5 separate regions of the Homo sapiens genome follow, and regions 2, 3, 4 and 5 are each linked to region 1. A link is a contact called in ENCODE Hi-C or POLR2A ChIA-PET data. All regions are on one chromosome and are shown on one strand. Each heading gives the region's core, a stretch centred on a gene start or an enhancer-like site at or near the end of the contact. The rest is flanking DNA. Distances are from core to core; before and after follow the strand shown. Region 1 holds the start of PAIP2 (poly(A) binding protein interacting protein 2). Region 2 overlaps NRG2 (neuregulin 2). Region 3 has its middle 20 kb from the start of PSD2-AS1. Region 4 overlaps CXXC5 (CXXC finger protein 5). Region 5 holds the start of CXXC5 (CXXC finger protein 5).

Evidence for each region. A loop is a pair of places that touch in the nucleus more often than their neighbours do. ChIA-PET counts read pairs that join two places held with the same protein, here RNA polymerase II (POLR2A). Pooled maps may share reads with other maps.
Region 2: a map of CD8-positive, alpha-beta T cell shows a loop between it and region 1 (15-fold over the local background). The contact joins the enhancer-like site here to the promoter of PAIP2 in region 1. A Hi-C loop is called at or near these places in 2 of 168 maps with a recorded cell type or tissue (CD8-positive, alpha-beta T cell and naive thymus-derived CD4-positive, alpha-beta T cell) and 6 of 50 pooled maps.
Region 3: a pooled map shows a loop between it and region 1 (3-fold over the local background). The contact joins the enhancer-like site here to the promoter of PAIP2 in region 1. A Hi-C loop is called at or near these places in 1 of 50 pooled maps. POLR2A ChIA-PET finds 5 or more read pairs at or near these places in 3 of 52 experiments (H1, T-cell and activated CD4-positive, alpha-beta T cell).
Region 4: a loop to region 1 is called in a pooled map, with 4 times the contacts of the local background. The contact joins the enhancer-like site here to the promoter of PAIP2 in region 1. A Hi-C loop is called at or near these places in 4 of 50 pooled maps. POLR2A ChIA-PET finds 5 or more read pairs at or near these places in 4 of 52 experiments (AG04450, BJ, PC-9 and 1 more).
Region 5: a pooled map shows a loop between it and region 1 (5-fold over the local background). The contact joins the promoter of CXXC5 here to the promoter of PAIP2 in region 1. A Hi-C loop is called at or near these places in 4 of 50 pooled maps. POLR2A ChIA-PET finds 5 or more read pairs at or near these places in 7 of 52 experiments (A673, BJ, CD8-positive, alpha-beta memory T cell and 4 more).

Annotation. Positions count from the first base shown.
Region 1 is chr5:139,340,363-139,343,214 of GRCh38, forward strand. PAIP2 (poly(A) binding protein interacting protein 2) reads left to right here and starts at 1,492. Exons shown (of 4, transcript NM_016480.5): 1 at 1,492-1,618.
Region 2 is chr5:139,846,907-139,849,758 of GRCh38, forward strand. It overlaps NRG2 (neuregulin 2), which reads right to left. Exons shown (of 10, transcript NM_004883.3): 10 at 1-1,791. The coding sequence ends at 1,011. Among named protein-coding and RNA genes, the nearest start is that of PSD2, 53 kb to the left of the region's middle. RefSeq lists silencers at 1,023-1,212, 1,343-1,762, 1,813-1,872. Within about 2 kb of position 1,340, at least 20 of the 41 ENCODE cell types and tissues checked have a DNase peak (open chromatin) inside an H3K27ac peak, as active enhancers do; they include CD8-positive, alpha-beta T cell, where a contact is called at or near this core.
Region 3 is chr5:139,764,461-139,767,312 of GRCh38, forward strand. It overlaps a transcript of PSD2 not described here. Among named protein-coding and RNA genes, the nearest start is that of PSD2-AS1, 20 kb to the left of the region's middle. Within about 2 kb of position 1,416, at least 10 of the 41 ENCODE cell types and tissues checked have a DNase peak (open chromatin) inside an H3K27ac peak, as active enhancers do.
Region 4 is chr5:139,663,038-139,665,889 of GRCh38, forward strand. The region is part of intron 1 of CXXC5 (CXXC finger protein 5); the gene reads left to right. Among named protein-coding and RNA genes, the nearest start is that of CXXC5-AS1, 15 kb to the left of the region's middle. Within about 2 kb of position 1,479, at least 19 of the 41 ENCODE cell types and tissues checked have a DNase peak (open chromatin) inside an H3K27ac peak, as active enhancers do.
Region 5 is chr5:139,646,867-139,649,718 of GRCh38, forward strand. CXXC5 (CXXC finger protein 5) reads left to right here and starts at 1,483. Exons shown (of 3, transcript NM_016463.9): 1 at 1,483-1,979. It overlaps CXXC5-AS1 (CXXC5 antisense RNA 1), which reads right to left. Exons shown (of 2, transcript NR_149086.1): 1 at 2,469-2,852; 2 at 2,133-2,315. RefSeq lists silencers at 1,411-2,540, 2,741-2,852.

The DNA.
Region 1 (2,852 bases), core at 242-2,741:
GAATATAGATCTGTAAGTGCTGCCAAGGTGGTTGACCCAGGAGCTAGGGCAGAACCATCTGCATTCATTTCTTTGGGGCTTTGGACTGGCCCAGAAGAGTATTCAGTGAATGAAATAGCTCTGAAGAGGAACAACCCGGTTTCTAAATTCAAGCCTTCCCATGGAGGGAATTTTTTGTCTTAGTAAATACTACAAGCATATAGTTTTTAAAAGATTCAAATTTTTCAGGAGAAAAGGATAGTTATTTGCACCCATTTCCTAGTCGGTCATTTGCCCTCTCCAAAGGGAAGAAATTAGTTTGTGTCCCTTTTTCAAAGATAGTATCTACACATTTGAACATCCAGATTTGTAAAACACATACTCTCGGCCGGGTGCGGTGGCTCACACCTGTAATCCTAGCACTTTGAGAGGCGGAGGCGGGTGGATCACGAGGTCAGGAGATCGAGACCATCCTGGCCAACACGGTGAAACCCCTATCTCTACTAAAAGTACAAAAATTGGCCGGGTGTGCTGGCGTGCGCCTGTAGTCCCAGCTACTTGGGAGGCTGTGGCAGGAGAATCTCTTGAACCCGGGAGGCGGAGGTTGCAGTGAGCCGAGATGGCGCCACTGCACTCCAGCCTGGGCAAGAGAGCCAGACTCCGCCTCAAAAAAACAAAACAAAACAAAAAAACAAAAACATACTCTCTTCTTTACATTGCTTAGTGTCACTAGAAATATATCTTGGGGCTTGTCAACGATGACAGGAAGGAAGCATGGGTAAGAATAACTATGGGGCCAGTGCACCCAGGATCACGGACTACAAAATTCTTGAACCCGGAGGTCACACTTTTCTATCCTGTGTGGACAGGGCATTTCCTCCTTTAGCCACAAAGAAGTTGCACATGTATTTGTATTTTGCGTTTGCATCCAGCTTCAAAAAGTGTGTTTTTGTGCCTGCACATGTCTGAGTGCGGATGTTTGCATATCATTTAGTACGCCTCTGTGATTTCCCTTAGTTTATTATTTTTCTGTGTCAGGATCTTGACGTGACTCGGTGCATGTCGCTGTTTGTGTGACATTGTGTATCATTCTTGGGGTGTGTATGGGTATGTGTGTGCTATGTCATTACCTAAATATTACGTTTTTGGGGGGGTGTGTGATGTCTGTGAAAGTCCACGCCTGTGTATCTTGTCAGGGTGCTCTTCAGTCCCCAGCTGCCTCACTCATTGCATATCATCATTCTCGGAAGATGGGCGGGTGTGGGAACAGTGGTACGCCCCCATTCCTGCCTTCCAGAGAGAACGTGCGACAGCGTTCCTGCTACACCCGGCAGCCGGCCGTAGGGGCGCGCTGGAAAGGCTGCTGCGCGTGCACACGTGTGCAGCCTTGGAGACAGACTTCGGGGTCGCGCGTTCTCGCGCGCGCTCTCTAGTGGCTTCGGAGGGCAGAGCTGACAGAACAAGAGGGCGGGGTTGGCGGCGACGGAAGTGAAGTCACTTCCGGGCTGGGGTGTTTGTTTGGACTGGAGAAGGGAGGCGGCGGGCGAAGCGCACGTCGAGCGGGGGAGCGGCGCTGCCTGTGGAGATCCGCGGAGGCCGACAGGATTCGTTGGCTGCCGTCCCCGCTGCTGTGCATTGGGTGAGGGGTCCTCTCGGGCAGAGTGGCGACAGGGGTGCGGAGGTCGAGGGACAGCAAGTCGGCGACGGCAGAGGGGCCTAAAGGGTTCCCTGGGTGGTTGGCCACCGAGTCCATTGCGGCCTCCGTTGTTCATTGCCTCTTTCCACCAAGTCTGAGGGATGAGCTTGGGCCGACTTCGTCTCTGTCTTCTCCGAGACATGGCCGTCGCTTTTTTTTCATTGTCATTATTAATGATTTGGATCTCGCAGCTCTCTATCCGGGTCCTCAGTGGCGCGAGGGTTGCCGGGATAGCACTTTCTCCTGTTCCTCATTCTCCCGGTCCTTTATCCCTCCGCCGGGTACCCTTTCCCCTGCCCCCCTCCCACCGCCTCGGCAACAAAGCTTATTGTTTCTACCCACTTTACGCCTGCGCGTCGCCACGCGCAGCCCCTACTTGCTGCGCGTGCGCGCCTCAGCCGAGGCTGGGGTTTGGGGAGAGAGGGGCGGAGGGACTGGCGGGCTCTTGGCGTCTTGGGGGAACGCTGCAACCGTCGACGGGCCTGATCAGAAGATCGTCTTTCTCCCGTTTCTTCGCCATCGCTACCCCTTATTTTTGGTTGTATTGCAGCTCATGCCCTGGAAAAAAGAACCTTTGGGGTACTGGGAACCCTTACCCTAGGAGGGCGTTGAGTTAGATGAACTTTAAGGTCCTCTTACCTTTTAATAATTTTCTGTGCTTACTCTCCTCCTTCCCCACCATCGCCACCAGAAATAAATAAGGCTTGTGGTGAACTTAGGTCTTCAAAACATTTGTTGCAGCAGCCAGCAGTGATATTTTTTAGGGACTCCTAAAAGGGGTCTTACCTGCTTCCTTTTGTTTCTTTTTTCCCTGATTTGGCACCCGTATCAACTCATAAAAACCCCAAACTCTAGAAAGAATTTGGCTTCCAATTTGCCTTGGAAGGTGTAGCAGCTGACAGCCTTTGACGTTTATTTCAACGGAAAGTAGATGTTCATGTTGGGTGTGCTGGCTAATGTTGAAACGTGGTGGCATTGTTTTTTCACAGATTTCATTAGCACAGTTAGATCAGGTGTTGGTTTATATTTTCATTAAGTCGCTTTTGAAATTTCTTCTGGCGTAGGTTGTGTTTGCAATAAGTAAAAGTTCTCTACAATAATTTTTAATGAGACTCCACTATTTGCTTTTGTGATTCTGTTTCCAGTTAGTGAAAGACAGGATATTTGGGGAAAATTA
Region 2 (2,852 bases), core at 90-2,589, 510 kb after region 1:
ACCTTTTTGACAAATTAGCAGTGGACCCAGTTTTTGGGGGTGGGAGGGCAGGACTGGAGACGAGTGGATGTCATAGGTGGGTTGGGGGCTAGGAGGCAGCCTGTGAGAAGGAAATGGTGTTACTTTATTGCTAAAAGGGGAATACACTGTCGAGTGGCTCTTCTCGGTCCCAGCGTGACCATGCATCCAATCTAAAGAATCTGAAATGCAAAGGACATGCAGGTGTAAAATAGAAAAGACGACCTGTAAACGAAGGTGCTGCAGAGGACGGAGGGGCGTCCTGGAGGCTGTGGGGGACAGGAGCCGCCAACATTGGGCCCCTGGCAGAGCTGCCACCTCCCTGGGCTCAGGCTCTTGGGGAAACGTTTCTCTGCCCCCCCTCCTTTAACAGCTGTGAGTAGCCAGGGCTTCCCCATTCGGGTAGCTGTGTCTTTATCTCCCCCTGGAAGTTACCCCAGCTCCAGCTCCAAGCCTAGGGTCCTGGCCCTCTCCTCCCAGGGGTCGGGAACTTCAGCTCTTGCCTGGGAGCAAAGCTACTTCCGTCCTCAGTTCTTCCTTAGGGCCAACCCCCCACCGCCCCCCACCCTCGCCCCCAACAGAACCCGCACCTCTTCTCTCCCAGCTGTCACTCTCAGCACCCCACAACCCAGACCTGTCCCCCGGAGCCCCAGATGAGCATACAGCAAAAGGCACCACAAAATAGGTTTCTATTAAAGAGTCAAAAAATTGGCCCATCTCTCTTTTTTTTTTGTTGTTTCTTTTTTTTTTCCGAAGCTGTAAATCAGGATGTTACATATAAATAGTTTCCCTATAAAAACGCCTTTGCCGTTAGCTAGTATTATAAGACAATTTTTGCTAAAATGAAAATAAAACATTTTGTTATACTTTTTTCCTTTTATAGAAAATAAAAATATTTTTATTTCTTTTTTCCTCCTTTCTCTCCAGTAGGCGGTCTCTGGTCTCCTTAAAGATAGTGGGGCGGGCGGGGCGGAGGGGCGCGCGGCGGGGCCCTAGAGTGGCGCCGAGTCCTGCTTGGCCCGCGGGGGCGGCCCGCGGCTGTGTCTGCTGCTGGCCCGCGTGCTGTGGCTGTCCAGTGAGTAGTAAGTCCTGCTGTCGGCCGCCGGGCACAGTGGCGGCGAGTCCGAGCGCAGCGCGTCGTGCGCCCCACGCAGGCCCAGGAAAGGTGTGCTCTCGGCCGCCAGCGCCCCGTCCGCGTCGTCCGCGTCGTCGTCCGACGCCGAGGCTGAGCCGCCGCCCGAGCCGCTGCTCAGCGACAGCGAGTCCCTCGCCGCCCGTGCGCGCTGCGCCGCCAGCCCGTTGAGGCGCGAGCGGCGCCAGCGCCGGGGCCCCGCCGACGTCCTGCGGGACGCACCGCGCGCGCGCGGCCGCGGCGGCGGCGGGGGCGCGCACTCCTGCGTGGTCTCGTACTCGTCGTCCTCGGGGATGCGGAAGGGGCTGGCAGGCAGGCTGCCCAGGCTGCCGCCGAGCGCGCAGGTCCCGCGCCGCGGTCCGGGCCCCGCCGCGGGGTAATAGTAGCTGTCATAGCTGCGCTGCATGTCTGCGCCGGGCCCGGGCCCGGGCCCGGGTCCGGGTCCCGGGCCGGGGGGCGCCGGGTGCCGCAGTAACGGCTGCTGCTCGGCCAGGCGGTAACTGATGGGCGCCGCCGGCGGCAGCGACACGGCGTGCGCCGAGTTGGGGGACGTGATCTCGAAAGTTGGCACCTGCGTGGCCAGCGAGTAGTGGAAGTCCACGGGCGAGAGGCGCGCGGGCGTGGTCAGGGCCGACACGTACCTGCGGGGAGAGGCAGAGGCATGGGCCAGGGCCAGGCCGGGCCGGCGCGGGGGAGGGGGGGTTGGGGGTGGGGTAGGGTGGGAGGGGCGGACCCAGACTTGCCTTAACCTTGCCCGAGACCCCGCCTGCAAGAATGACGGCAGCAACCCTCAGTGGCCTTATGCAATTTCCTAAACCTCTCCGAGCCTCGGTTTCCTTATCTGTTACGCGGGCATAACCATGGTGTTGATTCCATAGCTCTGTTGGGATGATTCCAGATTGTATCAGTGGGATGTGTTAGCCCTGTGCCTGACCCTGGTAAGCTTTCATGAATGGTCACTTGCTGTGGGAATGCTCACCGTCAGGGGGTCAGGCTCACGCTGGGGTACATGTTCCATCTGGTTTAATACCGCAGCTCTGTAAGACCCTTCCGCCAGTCCCATTCTACACGCAGGAAAGTAACACTCAGAACGTTTAATTCTACACGCAGGAAAGTAACACTCAGAACGTTTAAGTGACTTATTCAGGATTTACACAGCCAAGAAGTGGCAGAGCTGGGATGTGACTTGAGGCTAGTCAGGAACCAGGACTCATACTGCCCAATTCCAGAAGCCATTAGTCTCCATTCAGATACCCCTGTGACCTGGCCTCACTGCCCCACAGGGACAATTCCTCCCATGCCCTGATGGCTTCAGTGAGGGAAATATTCCTCCTTACAGTGAAGTCAAAACCTGCTTCAGGGGAGTACCAAGATCCCATGAGGTGTCTCTGCTTGTGGCTACAGACCCATCCCCACACCACCAGCTCCTTCAGAAGTCTGGCCTTGCTAATATCTCCCAGGCTGGATCCCGGGTACCTGTCCCCTTTTGTGCTCCACATCCCCCTTGTAAGCCCATCAGTCTTCTGCCCCACCGTTGTCACCTCAGGACAGGGGCCACCCACCTCCACGCTTCCCTTCCAAACTGCACAGCTGGGCATCTCACTGCTCTCTGGAACCAGCCTGGAGTCCCCATTATCATTTTTTCTGAATCGCCTGACTCCTCCCTCTTCCCTTTCCCACCGGCACATCTGATTAACCACCA
Region 3 (2,852 bases), core at 166-2,665, 420 kb after region 1:
GTCTGGCGGCGCCGTGGGCAGCCTGGCGCGCCCGCTCCCTGGGGTCCCCGCCGAGCGCCTGCCTGGCTGCGGGACCCCGTTGCCAGGAGCAGTCAGGATGCGGCAGCGTCTCCATGGCAACGCGGCATCTCGAGCCGCGCGCCGCCCTCCCCCGGCGCCCCGCAGTGGGCAGGAGGCCGAGCCTGGCAGCCCCTCCCGGCCCAGCAGCCAGCAAGCTGGGCCAGGAGGCCGAAACCTGATGGGAGGGGCTGAGCAGGGGGCTCCTTATTTTCTAGGGATAAGGGGCTGACCTGCCTTTACTTCCCACCTCATCTGGGGGAGGTAGATAATAGAGCCTGTCCTCTGTCTATGAGCAGCACCCTCCACACCCGCCAGGAAAGCAGGAATAGGTTCTGGTCAGGGCAGGATACCCTCACTGGCGAAGGGACATTTCTGATCTAAGTCCTGGCTGTGAAAGTGGCGCTGTTGTGAGGGGCACTGAGGCACAGCCAGGGAAGTGCCATACTGTTCCAGGGCTTCAGTGTGACCCCAGTGACTTCCATGACCCACCCGATGTCCACCCATGTCCCCACTTCTCATAGATAATGCCCAGTACCTGCCACGAACCCTTCCAACGCCCCCTCACCCTCTCAGTTGTGCCATATCCCCAGACCCACTCAGTACTTCCCACTGCGGGTTCCGTGACCCTCCCACCCCTGGTTCCCACTCAGTGCCCCTTCTGCTCGCTATCTTCACACTGCCTTCCAGTTCTTCCCAGCACACAATGTCTCCAGTTGTTATTCAGTACCCCCAGTGCCTACGCAGTGGTACTTCCAACATGCACTCAGGGCCCCCGTTACCACCAGGAAACCACCCAGCGCCCTCTTTCCAGTTTAGGCTTGGTACCACTTAAATAGCCCCCAGGGACCACCCACTGCCCCCAGTACCTGCCCGGTGGCCCCCAGTGCCCTCCTATTAATCGGCCCAGTACCCTGCACATCCACTGTAGTTCCCCACCTCTTCGTACTTCTGTTCACCTAGTGCTAACCACTACAATCTCGTTCTGCCCAGTATATTCCCACCATGCAGCCCCTTGCCACATTATTTCCAGATAAATCCCCATTCGCCCCCTTGCCCACCTCCCACCCTCCAAGCCCAAGCTCCGCCGGGCCGCAGTGCTCGCAGCGGCCAGGAGGGGGAGAGAGCGAGTAGTCAGCAGGAGACCGAAGCGCGGGGCGCGGCTGGGGAGAGGGTCGAGGGGCAGCATCCAAGGCCGTCTTCTTACAAGGGCTGAATCCGAGCCCAGGGTGCGGCTGCGTTCCGGGGGGGTTCCTCCCGGAGTGACCGCACCCCTGCCCCGCATCTTCTGCAAACCCCTCCGGGTCCGCCGCCACCGCCGCCGTCGTGGCTTTGGCTCTGAGAAGGGGCGCGCGCCCTCTGGTGGCTGCTGAGCAGTACAGCTTCCTAGGCCGATGAGAGGACGCCGCTCTGGCCCGGGGTGGTGCGTTCGTTCCCTCTCTCTTTCCCTGTCCTCCTTTTTTGGGCCTGTCCTCAAGCTGGCGGCGATGGGGTGACGGCAAGCCAGGCCCCTCTGTGGTGGCTGGGTAGAGAGCCTGGGGTCTGGATGAAGGGAGAACATTGGGTAGGGAGGTGTGGAACCAGGGCCTGGGGAGAGGGACCGCGGAGCAGAATGGTGGTGGGGGTGGATCGCTGAGTCCACAGATGAAGGACTAACAGATGGATCTGAACTCAGGAAGTCTACAATCTGAGCTGTGATTCGATGTGCTGTTTGTAGAAGGGGGCGATACAGGATTGGTGGCAGTAGGGTGAGGCCTCCCTTCCAGGCCTGGCAGTTCTATCTGGCCCTAAGCCTTTCATGGGATACTTGTTGATGGACCTACCCTTCGATGACTCTGTTTCTGCCTCTGCCCGTCTACCAGCGCCTAGCCTTCTTTTCACCTGCCTGGGCCTGTTTCTCAGTCTTCAGCAGTCCTGGAATGGTGGGGGGCACCCTCTCCCTGTCCCACAATATGGGGTTTTCTCTCCTCTGTGTATGGGGGAAATGGATGGAGCTAGAGCAGAAGGGACCCAGGTTAGACTCTTGCAGTCTGTCCTGAGTTTAGGTGACCTTGGCCTGTAGGACCCTCCATGGTTAGATCTGTGATTTTGTGCCCATTCCAGCAGCCCCACCTCGATGGATTAATAAGTTCCCTTAGACTTAAAGGTCCTTAGAGATGCCTCCTCCATCCTCGCCATTGCCTGGCTGGGGAAACTGAGACACCCAGCAGGTTAAGAATTGCTCTAGGGCGAATAGAGGGGTAGGCATCAGGATAGTAAGGTGATAAAGAGCACTGACTGGCCTGGGTTTGAGTCTGGGCAAGTCCCTTCCTTCTTTCTTTCTTTCTTTCTTTCTTTCTTTCTTTCTTTCTTTCTTTCTTTCTTTCTTTCCTTCTTTCCCTCTTTCCCTCCCTTCCTTCCTTCCTTCCTTCCCTTCTTTCTTTCTTTCTTTCTTTCTTTCTTTCTTTCTTTCTTTCTTTCTTTCTTTCTTTCTTTCTTTCCTTCTTTCTTTCTTTCTCAGAGTCTCGCTCTGTCACCCAGGCTGGAGTGCAGTGGCACAATCTCGGCTCACTGCAAGCTCTGCCTCCCAGGTTCACACCATTCTACTGCCTCAGCCTCCCGAGTAGCTGGGACTACAGGCACCCGCCACCTTGCCCAGCTAATTTTTTTTGTATTTTTAGTAGAGACAGATTTCACCGTGTTAGCCAGGATGGTCTCGATCTCCTGACCTCGTGATCCGCCTGCCTCGGCCTCCCAAAGTGCTGGGATTACAGGCGTGAGCCACCGCACCCAGCCACCATCTTTCTTTCTTTCTT
Region 4 (2,852 bases), core at 229-2,728, 320 kb after region 1:
ATGTCTTGGATTTAGCCTTCTCTAGGGCTGTTCTCAGATGGGGATGCTGAGGTACCTGAGTGAAGAGGCTGAGCTGGGGGCCAGGGGTTGGGGGAGGGATGGGAATGGGTTGGACCCAGGGCAAAGGAACCCATGGGTGTTGGGTGGAAAATCCTGGAGGCTTCCTAATATCAGAGGGAGCAGAGAGAGCCGACTGTAGTTTCAAGGCTTTCTCTGTCTCCCACCCCCTATGCTCACACAGCAAGGCTATATGTTAGACTTGAGCAGGGACTTCCAGGTGGCAAATGGAGCCTTTGCAGGGTGGCGAGAGGCTTGGGATGTGCCTTTGTGGCAGGGCTGTCAGGGCTGTGGGAGATCTAAGAAGAGCCGACATGAGCTGGCAGGGCTGAGGGCGAGGGAGGTAGGAGGAAAGGCTGTCTAGAAGTGTAGGTAGGCCTTCTTCCTTTGGGCAGAAGAGGAGATGCAAGCCTGGCCAGTGGGGTGCTACCCTCGTTGTAACCTTCAGGCTTCTACCACATGTCCATCCCCCCATGGTCCTGCAGGCTAGACGGGGAATGCTTTGTATTTGGGGCTGGGGAAACTGAGGCATGAAGGATTGCCTCAGAGCTCAAAAGCAAATGGTGAGAGAACCAGGGCCATGACCTGGGTTACCCAACACGCCTGGCCTGACTTGTCCGTGACGTTCACACTTATGCTGGCAGATGTGGACAGTAAAAACAACAACATGGCTATCCTTAGTTGAGCACCTACTGCATGTGGACGCTACACTGACCCCTTCACATAGGTCCTCTCCAGGACCTGACGAGGTGGGGGCTGTCAGCGGCTGCATTTCACTGGCTAGGGGTTGGGCTCAGCGAGGGTCAGCAACCTGTCTGAGGTCACCTAGGCTGGAGGCTGCAGAGCTAGGAGAGGAATCCTGACTCCAAAGCCCCACTTGGACCCTGGCATGGCCTGAGCCTGTGTCTCTGAGATGAGGGGCTCCCCTCGCCCCATTACACACAAGATGTGTAGTGTTCCTAGTTGAGCCAGCCCCCTCCCCCATGCCCAGCTCCTTAACTCTCCTAGGTCCCTCTGCTATCTCAAGGCACTTTCCAGGTTTGAACCTAAGAGCATTGGAACTGCTAACCTAACCCCTTAACTCCAGGGAGGAGGGTGGATGGGTGGGTGGGGGATCCCCTGAGGAGCAGATGGATGCCCCTTGGGGTTTCTGGGTTCTTCCTGCAGACAGGTTCTGGGAAACTCCATGGTTAGGCCTGTGGAAGCTGCCTCGGGGCCTGGTCAGGGTTGCGCACCTCCTCCACCCCCTCCCCAGGGGCTCCATTTCCCTCTCCTGGGCACCCTGCAGGGAGGAGTTGAGCAAGTGCCCTTGAGCTGGCACTTCCTCTTTGGTATACAGGGACATAGCCACAATGACCCCCCATCCCGTGGTCCGTGTGTCACTTAGCACCAGGCGCTGCATGGCCCTGGGTCAGGGCTCACTAAAGGTCACTTCATCGGGTTGACTTTACTAGAGGCTAGTCCCAGCCTCAGATCATTTCCCCTTTCTGGTCTCAGTTTCTTCATCTGTGAAATGACTGTGCGAGTCTGCCCTGCGTGCTCTCTGAGGCAGGGGTAAGTTCATTCCCCGCAGACAGACACACTTAGGAGCTTTGTGACTGGTGTTCCAGTCCCCCAGGCCCAGAGCTCCTGTAGCCCTGACACCTGCACAGGGGTCCAGGGGAAGAAGTGTGGGCTCTAGAGTTGGGCCAGCCTTCTTTTCAGCCTCACCTCCACTGTCCACACTTGCTTGACCTTGACCCACACCAGTGCCCCACTCAGCTCTGAGCCTCAGTGTCCTCATCTGCAAAATGGGAGAATCATGATGCCTACCTCTGTGGGTTGCTGTGACCATCAAACAAGATGATGTGGACAGAGCACATGGCACAGAACTGATAGAGTGTGGTGACAGCGGAGCCCTTCCCCCCAGACTATCCTCCTGGTCACTGTACCCCAGCCTTGGTCTTGAGGATTCTGGGAAGGAGATGGTGCCAATCTGCTGGCTCAGCCAGCTTGGCCACTGACCTTCAGAGCACCCAGGCTGTCAAGGCCGCCAACTGCCTGCTGGGCGGGCAGGGGGGAGTGCCAGCCAGCTCCTCGCCTGACGCTGCCCGCTCCTGCTCCCACTCTCCTCTCCCTCTCTGCGCCTGTGTGTGAGCTAATTAATCTCAGCCCCTTTGGGAAATTAGAACGCCGCAGCCGCGGCCTCCTCAGCCTCGCGGTGCTTGTGCTGCTACTGGGCCATGCCAAGACCCGCTGTGGTTTAGGGGCACCGGGGTGGGGGATGGGGGCACCGGGATGAGCTGGGCCGGCCATGGGTCTCCCAGAGCCCCCACCTCCTTGCTGGAATGCTCTGGTCTCTCAGCCCCCTCCTTTCCCAGATAGCATCCATAAGGATGCCAGGCCAGTGCCCAACTGTGGTAAAACCTAACCCCCAGTGGCCTCTCTGACCTGGTCCCAGGGCTGTTATGGCCACCCCCTTACACCACATTCCATCTCATTGCAGGGTCCTCTTGCCTGCCCAGCTTGGGCTGATGGAGACAGATGTAATTATGGAATTTTGCTTGGGAAATTAATTTGAAAAAGTTAATTAATTGGTGGTTCCGGAGGTGGCGGGCTCCACGCCCGGCCAGTCTTGCTGACGTCAGTGCTGACCCACTGGAGACGTGCAGCTTCCGGGCAAGCTGGGCAGAGGGACCCCGGTGACCTGGCTGGGCAGCCCTGGAACAGGTAGATGGACAGCGAGGAGCAAAGGGCAGACCAGTGTCCTGGCCCAGAGTGGGCACCTGGGAAGGGTTTGTTGACCAGACCTGCTG
Region 5 (2,852 bases), core at 233-2,732, 310 kb after region 1:
CACGATGTCTGGGGAGGGGTCACTTCGTGTGGTCTTGGATATCAGGAGTGGCAGAGAGGCAACACATTCCAGATGAGCTCTGCCCTTTGACACCTCCCCCCACCCCACCCCGGCTGGGTCAAGGCCCCAAGGCCACATATAGAAGGCGTGGAAGGTGGGCACCAGCTGCTGCTGCCAGGAGATCCATGCTCCATAAGCCCTCGCGCCAGCCTCGGAGACAGCCAGGCTGCGCAGAGCAGAGGAGAGGAAGCAGCGAGGTGGGAGACAGTTTCGCTTCTCCCACCGAGGCCGCGCCTGTGGCTGCAGGCGCCCGGATCGCCACAGTTAACTCCCTGTTATCTGGGCCCCAATCGATCTCAGGCTGTAACGTTTAACCCTAGGCTGACTTCCCCAACCGCCCTCCCCCTCTCCCTCCCCTGCTTGGGTCTGGGGACTGCGTTTTCTTCGCCTCGCAGAGGAAGGTCGGCCTTGCACAAATCCGCCCCCACGAATCCCAAAGAATTGGAGAAAACTTCCACTTTGGGATTATATGCAGTTGGGATTATATGAGCCCGGGGCTTGCACCATGGGTACGTGAGGTGAAGACATCTGCAGCAGCAGGATTAATTAGCCTAAGATGGGCATATGGAGGCCACTGATGGAGTGAAAGCGGGATATGCGGGCCCAACTCTGTCCCCACTGGGCGCCTACTCTGGCAAGGCTGAGTTTTCCTTCTGTCTTTCAATCAGTACCTATTGAGCGCTGCTGTTCCAAGCATTGTTTCGGGTTTTGAGTGCGTAGGCCATGGTCTCAGGGCACCAAATGTACGTAGTCGTTTTAGCCCCGGGACTCAAGAGTTGAGGCTGATGCCTGCCTGAGAGATAAAATATCCTTTCTCGGATCAGTTTCCTCACCTGAGAAATGGGAACGGGAATCTCCGCCCCTTTTCTCCCGGGGCCCTAGTGCCCACTGAATCCATTAAGGAGCTCTTGGAAGGGTGGGGTCTTGGAACACGCGTCTACCTCCCAGGACCCTCGACTAGGAATCTCTGGCCCGCCGCGCACCTGAGCTGGGGGGCGCGGCCAAATTCTCCCTCCCGGTCCTCGAAGCTTCTGGCCCCGCTCTAGAGGGGGCAGAAAGATAGCAGATTTCCCCGGAGGTGCGTCTCTAAACCCAGACCGCCTCACCAAAGCGGGGAGGTCGTCCTTTTTTTTTTTTTTTTGTAAAGTTGCGGGAAATAGGCGAAGACGGGGCGCGCAAGGGAGCTGAGCCTGGGTGGACCGCGTCAGGGCGCGGGGAGCTCGAGGCGCAGCGGCTGCAGCTCCGGCCTCAGAGCCCGCGGCGTCCAAGTGGCCCGAGCTGCGCTGGGAGGGAGGCGGCGGGAGGAGGGAGGGGAGCCGAGGTGGAGGGGGTTGGGGGGAGGAGGGAGCGGCGAGTCCGGTCCGGGTTTTGCCGGCAGCCCCCGGGCAGCGTTCATAGCTCCTGCCCGGGCGGGCGCGCGGCGGCGGCGGCAGAGGCGGCTGAGCCTGAGCGGGGATGTAGAGGCGGCGGCAGCAGAGGCGGCACTGGCGGCAAGAGCAGACGCCCGAGCCGAGCGAGAAGAGCGGCAGAGCCTTATCCCCTGAAGCCGGGCCCCGCGTCCCAGCCCTGCCCAGCCCGCGCCCAGCCATGCGCGCCGCCTGCTGAGTCCGGGCGCCGCACGCTGAGCCCTCCGCCCGCGAGCCGCGCTCAGCTCGGGGGTGATTAGTTGCTTTTTGTTGTTTTTTAATTTGGGCCGCGGGGAGGGGGAGGAGGGGCAGGTGCTGCAGGCTCCCCCCCCTCCCCGCCTCGGGCCAGCCGCGGCGGCGCGACTCGGGCTCCGGACCCGGGCACTGCTGGCGGCTGGAGCGGAGCGCACCGCGGCGGTGGTGCCCAGAGCGGAGCGCAGCTCCCTGCCCCGCCCCTCCCCCTCGGCCTCGCGGCGACGGCGGCGGTGGCGGCTTGGACGACTCGGAGAGCCGGTAGGTGTCGGGCCACGGCCCTCCCTCGACCCCCCCCGGAGGCCGGCCCCCTCCCCTTCCCCGCCTACCTCCCTCTCCTCCCCCGGGGTTCGGTGCGCGGCCGGGGCCGGAGTTCGCTGCAAGTCGGCGGAAAGTTTGGCTGCGCGGGTTCCCCCGAAGTTCAGGTGCGGAGAGCCGGGGACGGGGAAGGAGGGGTCCGTATTTGGGAGGGGCGGGGGGCGCCCGCACCGTAAGCCGCGGAGCCCCGGAGCCTGGGAGACCTAGCGCCGGTGATCGCTTGGTGGCCGCTGCTATACCCAAGCCTCCCTAAGCCGCAGTATGCTCGGTCGCAGATCACTGAGTTCAGACAAAAAGAGGGGTTTTAGGGTCTGGGACGGCGGCTTGGGCGCCGTGGAGTGGGGCTGGGACGCTCCTTGCGGGGTGCCGCCCCCCTCCCCCCCACTACTCCAGTTCGCGGGCGCTGGGGCAGCGGGCGCCCGGGGTCCTCACCTCTTGGCGTTGGGCGGGCGCTCAGCCTGCGGGGGCGGCTGCTTGTAGATCTCTGGCGCGCACTCCCCCCATCAGACCCCGCTCGCAGCCCTGTGTTGAGGGGCGACGTTAACTGCTCTGGGCGCCCTCGACCACGCGTGGCTGAGCCTCCCCCACCACTTGGAAGAAGCGGCGGCTACTTCTGCATTTTTCCTCCGGCTCCTCGCCCCCGCTGCCCGCGGGGTGCCCGGCGGGCTGATGAAGTTTGACCTTTTTTTTCCATCAAAGTATCTCCCCCACCACCACGGTGCCCCGCGGCCCCTCCCTCCCTCCTTTCCCAGCCTTGGGGAGTCTTTTGAGCTGTCTCCCGAGCCCCGCGTGGGCCACGCAGCGTGCAGAGCCTGG